Regions from separate parts of the Mus musculus genome. Here region 1 is linked to region 2. A link is a loop called in an ENCODE intact Hi-C map of the cell type or tissue named here. Cell type or tissue: left cerebral cortex. All regions are shown on one strand.

Evidence for each region. Peaks named below come from ENCODE experiments on the same cell type or tissue, not always from the same donor. Only the 100,000 strongest peaks of a DNase experiment are listed, where the experiment ranks them.
Region 1: a loop joins it to region 2, with 2.5 times the contacts of the local background. A loop is called at or near these places in 1 of 42 quality-filtered maps.

The regions. Positions count from the first base shown.
Region 1 is chr16:46,097,990-46,102,989 of GRCm38, forward strand. Cd96 (CD96 antigen) reads right to left here. Exons shown (of 15, transcript NM_032465.2): 4 at 926-1,133. Among named protein-coding and RNA genes, the nearest start is that of Cd96, 20 kb to the right of the region's middle. In left cerebral cortex, a CTCF peak has its summit at 2,511 (motif pointing left); a DNase peak (open chromatin) is centred at 2,491.
Region 2 is chr16:45,754,308-45,759,307 of GRCm38, forward strand. It overlaps Phldb2 (pleckstrin homology like domain, family B, member 2), which reads right to left. Exons shown (of 18, transcript NM_153412.4): 14 at 3,810-3,900; 15 at 2,792-2,938. Among named protein-coding and RNA genes, the nearest start is that of Abhd10, 14 kb to the left of the region's middle. In left cerebral cortex, a CTCF peak has its summit at 2,750 (motif pointing right); a DNase peak (open chromatin) is centred at 2,739; H3K27ac peaks cover 280 bases.

The DNA.
Region 1 (5,000 bases), 340 kb after region 2:
CAACAAAAAAAGTTTTTGTATTTTATTTTACTTTGCCTACTCTGTCATTTAGAAAATTGAGGAGAAATCTAGCAGCCTGTGCCCTTACATTGTATAAAGTTTATTTTCTCTTAGTTCACCTCATTAAACGAAACAAACAAACAAACAAACAAAAACCAATTGGTTGCCCATTCACATGGCTGCTTTTCTCTTTACCCTCCTTTAGAATGACTTTAAAAACTGCAGGTCAAGGTCACCAAAATGAAAAACTAGCCAAAGCCTGGAGTCTCTGTTTAGTAATGTTTTCTTGCACCAGGGAACAAAATACAGAGCTTATATCTTTTTTCTCTTCAGATCACACCCTACAGTGTGTCTACACTCTGAATGAGGTCGTGGCAGATTTCCCAGGTCAGTGGCACTAGGATCAGGTCAGAGAGTCTGCGGGCTCCACTGTCAGAAGCCTGTGGTGGCCTCTCACCCAAGTGGGCCCTGGCAGGATGGCTGTGGAGTTTCTGCAGTTTCTCGGGCTGTATTTATCAGCTTCTTTTACTCATTGTGGCCTTATTACACTTTGCACCAGAAAATAACTCAGATAATTAGACAGCCAAGCAATTAGACGTTGGCAGTTATAATTAAAGAGATTTCTGGTACCCTTGGGAAACATTACGCCTGCAAACAAGGTAGAGGCCACCAGGGAAGCTGACCTATATGTGGTTTTCTGGTGGCTTATTCTATTAGCTGAATAATTATTCTTTAGCCTTCCACCCTTGTCCCTACCCTCAATGAGAATGATAGGAATTAAGGCAAACAGAATTGCAGGAGTTACCCTGTGTGGTTGCTCTCCAGCCTGGGGCCAAGGTGGGGGTGGGGGCCCCTCTCATGAGAAGAGCATGGCCAGAGGCATTGACACAAAGGTGGCAAAGAGATCATAGGACAAACTCCTTACCAAAAACCTTGACTGTGGTGGACATCTTCCAGGCTTTGAGAGGATTGACAGTCAGATGGCAAGAGAATGTCCTGCCATCGTCTTGGATTTGGACTGGGGAGAGGTGGAGTCTATAGTCTCCACCCAGCCTGATTCTGCCTTTAAATGATGTGGAATTGTTGACGTGGTGATGGTGGGTGAAGAGAACTTCTTCCACTCCATCTTTCTCCTGGAGAGAGAAACAGCACTCAGTTATAGAACACAGAATATGTCAGTGTGCCTCTCAGCTGACTGCTTTGTTAACACTACTTATTTGTTTTAAATTATGCGCATTCGTGTATGTGTGTAGGCGCGCATGAGGGCAGATTCTTAGGGAAGCCCAAAGAAGGCATCGAATTCACTGGAACTAGAGCTGGTTTGAGATACCCAATGTACCATTTCCTCTGGAAGAGCAACAGGGACTTTAAAATGGGTTAAGCATGCGTTAAAATGGGGAGAGACTGAGTATGCTACTACAGAAAGTATTGCTGTGCTTACACTTTAATAAACTCCACTCTCATCCTCTCCGAGCACAAATAGAAACCTGTCCTAAACGGGTCTTGCTTTCATGGCAGGAGAGAGTGATAATAGCAGACCCCAGTGCTCATTTAAGAAATTCTGAGATCTCACTGCCAAGATGCGCTGGGGAGCCACTCCTCCCTTTTGATCGATTGGATAGGGGGGTAGATGTGCAGGTGAAAAAACTCGGAGGAGAGGAAGGAGGGGAAACTGCAGTTGGGTTGTAAAGTATAAGAAATGAATACATCAAAAATTAAAAGATGTGCTAGGGACACTACTGGGGTTGTGATAATTAGACTTTTACGACAACTTCATATTTCCACATTACCTTCTCTTCCCGGCATTCTCTGAGAAATACAGAATCAGGAGTAGGAAGAAGGAGAGGCAACAGAGCAATGAATGCCGGAAAGCAACAATTTTAGAGTCTTGCACATGAAGGGAACTCCTAAGAAGTGGGATTTAAACATTAACGTGACTTTCATTGGTCTAACTCTAAACTTTCCAGATCCGTCATTATGCACAGGGGCAATGGGAGAAACTAATGGGAGAAAGGTGAAGAGAAATGCATTCGAGAAGATATAAAATAATGAAAGCAACTCTCTGTGACTGAGAACTTCTAGTTTAAAAATGCTAGATTCGGGGTAGAAGGAGAATCAAGGCTGGTGAGTGAATCTGGCACAGGCAGATTTATTAGAGTAATTATATAGAAATTTCCAGTCGACTAAATAGCAGTTCTTATACAAACCCTAACTCTTTGGCTGAATCTGGCTGAGTTTATTATCTGTCATATACCAATGAAACTCTAGGGTTCCTTGCAAAGAACTTCAGCCTGCATAAACCTTTCCCCCCTGAAGCAAGCTATGCACTTCTACAGCTTCATAAAGCAGTCTTTGGAGAGTAGGCATCATCTTCCTTTTGAAGAAGAGCAAAGGGAGAATATATTCCCAAGACAGGAGAGCCCTGAGTACCCACAGAATGAAGTAGAAGTCTTTTCCCTCAACACCACAGATCTGAAGGTAATAGTAAAGGAAGTTGGCTCCCCCTGCAGGGCCGTCAGCACAAGGTACTTCTTACAGCTGGTTTTTATAATGATTTTGTAGTTCAAAATGTTCTTGGAGAGACTTTAATGGGAATAGCTTCTAACATTACTAAGAGACACAGCCTCACAGCTGACTTTCTGTCCCTTATTCTACAACGTTCCCTGAGGCTTAGGTCTGGAGTCCTTAGTAGATGTGTACATTGGAATTGCATTCTACAACTCTGCATTTTGATTGGCTGTGGCTTTCTACATTTGTCTCTGTCTGTTGCAAGGAGAAGTTTCTTTCATGAGGTGTGAGAACTATGCTTATCTGTGAGTATAGGGACAAATGATTGCCTACACATGAGTTGAACGAGGACAACAAGAATAGGCAGGGCAGGGTAGGCGGGGAAGAGGACAATGCCTCAAACCTACATAAAGAACTATGGGAAACTAAGGAACTCTAAGAATGAGAAAAATAACCTTCTCCGAGGAAGAGCATACTGATGGGGTATCCAATACCAAACGGCTAGCCCGGAAAACAAACATGTACACATGTAACATCAAGTAACGTAAAAAGAGGGCTGGAGAGACAGCTCAGCAATAAAACAGCTAGGCTCACAAACAAAAAACAATGAATGAAAAAAGAGGCCACAAATTTGAAAATGAACAAGGAGGAATATATGGGGTTGGGGGTTGGAGGGAGGAAAAAGAAGAGGCAAGTTACGTAATTACATTATAATCTCAAAAATGGAATATGTTCTTGGCCTTTGAACTGTCAATCATGAGTCAGAAAGAGAGTCAACAGACCCAATCCCTCCCCCCTGAACTATTGATTACTGATAGATTTTGATGGACGGGTAGTAGTTGTCTTTATTTGTGTAACCATTCATGAGCCAGACAAAAAGTCCCACCGATAGTGCTTGTTAAACTCAGTGGGTCAGAAACTCAAGCAAAAAGACATGAATGTGGGAACGGATCTTGTGTAAGGAGAGGGTTGACCGGGTGGGAGGGAAATAAGAAGGGTCAAGTGCGTCGGGGGTAACTACCATGCATTGCATACATGTATGGAATCCTTAAAGAATAAATTTAGTAGGTTATTTTAAAGAGTTCTTGCTTGTTTCACCATGTGGGTTTTCTATTTGGGACATTTCCATCTGTCACATTGTTAGAGGCACAGGGTATACACAAGGTGGAGACTGGTAAGAAAATGCTTTTGCTTGGATTGTAAATCAAGGTAGGACTTGCTCTGATAGTTCGATTCATAAAAATACCATACCACTATATATAGCAATGTATCTAACAGGTTTCTGTTTTATTTGCTTTCCCTTGGCATTTGGCAGTTGCAGAGGGAGAGGATAGCTTTGTTTTTTAAAGGTGGAATTCAGCTACAACGTGCCCTGAGGCATGTGACAGAAGGAAATCCTGAGGGATTGTAGATTGGGCCCTCCAGGGGCCCAAACCTGCATTTGCATCACAGAGCAAAAGGGGAAGCAAATCTAGTTCAGAGAAACCACCCAGTATCTAAAGCTAGGAGAGGGGGCAGTGCTATAAGCACACTGTGACTACAGCTGAAAGGTTCCGTTCTTATTACTACAGCTTTTTACTTTTAAACTGCTATTTCTCTTTTGGTTTGGATTGTAATATAATTACATCACTTTTCTCTTCCCTTTCCTCCCTCCAAAGCCTCCCATATACCCTTCCTTGCTATTTCCAATTCGTGGCCTCTATTTTTATTATTGTTACACAAATATATGTTCATATTACACATATATTATATTATATACATTCCAAAATGCATTCATATACTCTGCTCATTTTATAGAATGTTACTCATATGTATGTTTTCAGGATGACCACTTGGTACTGGATAACCACTTGGTATGCTTTAATCTATTTAGTGCACTCTATGTTCGAAGCACTGCAAAGTTTATTCAAGCCTATCTTATACCCCTTACTCCAGTCTTCAGGAAATTAACTTTCCCGCAGCTACGGAGAATAAGAAGGTCCTCATATCAAAGGGTTTTAAAGCATAGATGCTCAGAAGTAAGGAAAATCATGCTTCAGGACTATACATACAGAACAAATCTGAACCACTAGATAATTTAAAAATATATAAAACTTTGGGCATATCTATAATGAGAAATTTAGGACAAATTCCAGAAAGACTTTATACAGAAATCAGGGCTGGATGCTGGTTGATAGGGCCTTATGTTATACAGACCCACCTGTGGTGGCCTGCAACATACAGCATATTTCAACTGCTATTGAGTATAAACAATCTCAGTTGACCTGCTCTGCAGGCAGACTGGCAGGGGACCACACACAGACAGCCTTTATTTCTACTTTTTTTTTCTTTCTGTTTTTCAGAGAACAAAATATCTACCTTTAAAAATGTTAATAAGTACTTCAAAAACTTTATGGGTTTACATCTTGATAAACCTTTAAAATGTTTTGATATGCTATATAAATCTAACTAGCAATATAGTCCACACACTTAATAGCTGGTCACTAAGTTCA
Region 2 (5,000 bases):
TGGAATAACAAAAAACCTAGGATAGCAAAAACTCTTCTCAAGGATAAAAGAACCTCTGGTGGAATCACCATGCCTGTCCTAAAGCTTTACTACAGAGCAATTGTGATAAAAACTGCATGGTACTGGTATAGAGACAGACAAGTAGACCAATGGAATAGAATTGAAGACCCAGAAATGAACCCACACACCTATGGTCACTTGATCTTCGACAAGGGAGCTAAAACCATCCAGTGGAAGAAAGACAGCATTTTCAACAATTGGTGCTGGCACAACTGGTTGTTATCATGTAGAAGAATGCGAATCGATCCATACTTATCTCCTTGTACTAAGGTCAAATCTAAGTGGATCAAGGAACTTCACTTAAAACCAGAGACACTGAAACTTATAGAGGAGAAAGTGGGGAAAAGCCTTGAAGATATGGGCACAGGGGGAAAATTCCTGAACAGAACAGCAATGGCTTGTGCTGTAAGATCGAGAATTGACAAATGGGACCTAATGAAACTCCAAAGTTTCTGCAAGGCAAAAGACACCGTCAATAAGACAAAAAGACCACCAACAGATTGGGAAAGGATCTTTACCTATCCTAAATCAGATAGGGGACTAATATCCAACATAGATAAAGAACTCAAGAAGGTGGACTTCAGAAAATCAAATAACCCCATTAAAAAATGGGGCTCAGAACTGAACAAAGAATTCTCACCTGAGGAATACCGAATGGCAGAGAAGCACCTGAAAAAATGTTCAACATCCTTAATCATCAGGGAAATGCAAATCAAAACAACCCTGAGATTCCACCTCACACCAGTCAGAATGGCTAAGATCAAAAATTCAGGTGACAGCAGATGCTGGCGTGGATGTGGAGAAAGAGGAACACTCCTCCATTGTTGGTGGGATTGCAGGCTTGTACAACCACTCTGGAAATCAGTCTGGCGGTGCCTCAGAAAATTGGACATAGTACTACCAGAGGATCCAGCAATACCTCTCCTGGGCATATATCCAGAAGATGCCCCAACTGGTAAGAAGGACACATGCTCCACTATGTTCATAGCAGCCTTATTTATAATAGCCAGAAGCTGGAAAGAACCCAGATGCCCCTCAACAGAGGAATGGATACAGAAAATGTGGTACATCTACACAATGGAGTACTACTCAGCTATTAAAAAGAATGAATTTATGAAATTCCTAGCCAAATGGATGGACCTGGAGGGCATCATCCTGAGTGAGGTAACACATTCACAAAGGAACTCACACAATATGTACTCACTGATAAGTGGATATTAGCCCAAAACCTAGGATACCCAAGATATAAGATACAATTTCCTAAACACATGAAACTCAAGAAAAATGAAGACTGAAGTGTGGACACTATGCCCCTCCTTAGAAGTGGGAACAAAACACCCTTGGAAGGAGTTACAGAGACAAAGTTTGGAGCTGAGATGAAAGGATGGACCATGTAGAGACTGCCATATCCAGGGATCCACCCCATAATCAGCATCCAAACGCTGACACCATTGCATACACTAGCAAGATTTTATCGAAAGGACCCAGATGTAGCTGTCTCTTGTGAGACTATTCCGGGGCCTAGCAAACACAGAAGTGGATGCTCACAGTCAGCTAATGGATGGATCACAGGGCTCCCAATGGAGGAGCTAGAGAAAGTAGCCAAGGAGCTAAAGGGATCTGCAACCCTATAGGTGGAACAACATTATGAACTAACCAGTACCCCGGAGCTCTTGACTCTAGCTGCATATGTATCAAAAGATGGCCTAGTCGGCCATCACTGGAAAGAGAGGCCCATTGGACACGCAAACTTTATATGCCCCAGTACAGGGGAACTCCAGGGCCAAAAAGGGGGAGTGGGTGGGTAGGGGAGTGGGGGTGGGTGGGTATGGGGGACTTTTGGTATAGCATTGGAAATGTAAATGAGCTAAATACCTAATAAAAAATTAAAAAAAAAAGAAAATATGTGTACACACACATATGTATATACATATACATCACATTGTGTGTATACATATACATCTATACAGAGTATAGATGATAGTTTGAAATACATATATGTATATATCCATATATAATGATGTGCATATATGTATACATATAATAATGTATACACATATTACAAACTATCTATACATATATATGTTTATATATGTGTGTATATATTCTAAACTATCATCTTTATATATATATATAAATATATATATATATTGTGTGTGTGTGTGTGTGTGTGTGTGTGTGTGTGTGTGTGTGTGTGTGTGTGTGTAAATGTGCAGTTGAGGGCAGTACCAGAAGAGTCCAGAAAAAGGTATTGGGCCATGTGGAGCTGGAGTTATAGAGACAGGCAGTTGAGAGTTTCCATGTTTGAGTGCTGCCTGGGAACAGAAATTCCAGAACTCTAGAAGAGCAACAAGTGCTCTTAACTGCTGGTCTATCTCCCTGGGCCCCTGTGTGTGTTTTTAATGATCACTGCAATGCCCCTTTTCAAAGCTAGATAAAACCTATTCATTTTCCCTTAAATGTCCAGAGAATGGGTAGAAGTCTCTCTTTCTTTCTAGCATTTAAATAGAGCATATGAATCACATGTGAGTGGAGCAAATTTCTGCTCTGCTAGGGTAGTTCTACGGCAGTTTCCTCGAAGTTCTAAAGTGATCACTGCCCGCACACTAACCCACATCTTTCTCTTAACTGTTCTGCCAAACACTAGATATTCCTAGACAGAATTAAAGTCTTCTACAAATTGACCACCAGGGGGCAACCTACACTTATGCATTCACTCTGATAGACCAACCTGTGCCCTTTGTTTCTCTCTTATTTTGACTTCTTTTTCTATTAACTTCTGCCTCTGGCTGGTTTCTTCTTGCAATCGTTTTTCCAGGATTTCCCGGCGTCGTTTTTCTTCTTCCAGAGCTCGTTTTTTGGCTTCCATTTCCCGTTCCTAATTATCATTATACAGAACCATAATTATTTTCAATTGTGGCAATTATACTTTAAGGGACCAAGAAGTAAATACCCAAATTCTCTTTAGACAATTTTCATCTTCTGTTCTGGTTTCTTAAAATATATAACCTCTGCATAGCTCCCAAAGTCACCTTATGCTATTAATTAATCAACCAACCATTAAATTTTAGTCTTCAGTGAAAATTTGGCTAATGACTACATCCAGCCATTTTGTTCTTCCTTTTTCAAATGTCATACAGCCCTAGCCATGAAGCTGTTCTCTGGGAGACTCTCTGGGTGAAGGCTACCGGTCCCTTTAACTCCTATTATTGCTATGCGGCTTCTGGCTGAAGGCCATAGAGGAAGTTTTGTAGGAAGTTGGAAAAGGAAAGGAGGTGCCCTCATGGCAGGATGCAAAGGCGTTGGGGGTGGGGTGGGGGGAGTCCCAAGGAAGTTCTTCTGATTCTGACCTGAAATAGTCACAATACCTTGGGGGTTTTGGCTATCACAATAGCACGGTCAGCGTGAGTTGGGAAGGACAGGAGAATTCATAAAGAAATATCATTCTTCCCTAATCCTTCAAAAAACCGTCCACTGGTTATCACAGGGGGAGGGAAGGCAGTAGAGAGCAGCCGTTTCAGTCTGTGTGAAACCCGGGCCCACGCTTCAAGTTCCAAGGCACCGAAGTGCAGTAAAGGGCTTTGGGCGCCAATTCTTTAGCACCTTTGCTTTTGGGAAAGGAAAGGAGGCTGAGCAGCTCCCAAGGTCACAGCACTCAGCAAGGCCCCCGAAAGAAGGCTGCTGGCAAGGGTAGGGCCCCTTGCCACCACTGTCCATCCCAGACTCCTGGCAGGAGTGGACACTCTTACCCTGGACTCAAGCAGCCGAGTCTTCTCCGCGTGCGCCTGTTTCAAGAGTCTCTCCATTTCTTCTATTCTGGCAATATTGGATGTGCTGGCACTGAAGCAAATAAAGAGCCTGTTAAGAATATTTGCTGAGGGAGAGGAGTCGGGGAGGATGAGTGGGATCAAAGATACATTGTGTGCATGGGTGAGATTCTCAAAGAATTAATAAAAAATATATTTAAAAAACACCTCATAACCTGACCAGACTCACACACCAAAGTTACAAGTTACAATCAAATCACACACACACACACACACACGCACACGCACACGCACAGGCACACACACACACACTGCACACACACACACACACACACACACACACACACACACACAGGTCAAGTTTAATGTCACAATCAAAGTATATACAATTTGAAAGATACTCTTCATGAGTCATTTGGTCTTTTGGGGGCTAATCAACTCATCTCTAAAAACCATAGCTGACTCAATATTTATCTCAGTGTAGAAACCAAAAAGAGGCACACAAAGACCAGGGCAGTGCACACTGGCTAGAAACCCATAAGATAAAGGTAAGTCAGCAGGTGTCCAAAATGCAGCCTCCAGGTCTAACACTGACAGCCATTCAAGCCTTCTCTTCAGTCACCGCCTCTCAACTAGCCGTCACACTGTGACACTCTAGGTAAATGATACATCTGAAGTCTGTCTTCAGTTGGGCAATTTGTCCCTTTACATGTGTGGGCATCTGACTTTTTTAAATGACACTAATGTTGAAGTGACTTGAGTAATAGGTGCACTGAGTAAGTGGTGGTCAGTTTTTAGTGCTAAAACAACACAAAAAAGTTCAAGAGCTTCAGAAACAAAAGTTCATCTTGGAAACGACATCACGCCCACCAGTGAAGGGAAATCAAAACCAAAAGCAAAATGAGTGGGAGCTGAAAGAACTCTGAGAGTCTAGGCCAGAGGCCATGTTTCCTGATGTCGTGGACTCTAGAGCCCTGCTGTGTCCTGTCCAGTGTGCTTGCTCCCTCAAGCATCTGCCTTATTTTTAGGTCGACTTGAGAATGGAAAGATTCATGTCCCCATAGCACTGAGTCCAGCCGAGGGGGCGCATTCATAGAACATGCATAAAAATATGTGCAAAGGGGGATACTCGGAGTCCTTTGGGTTATTAGAGTATATCATGTAAAGCATGAC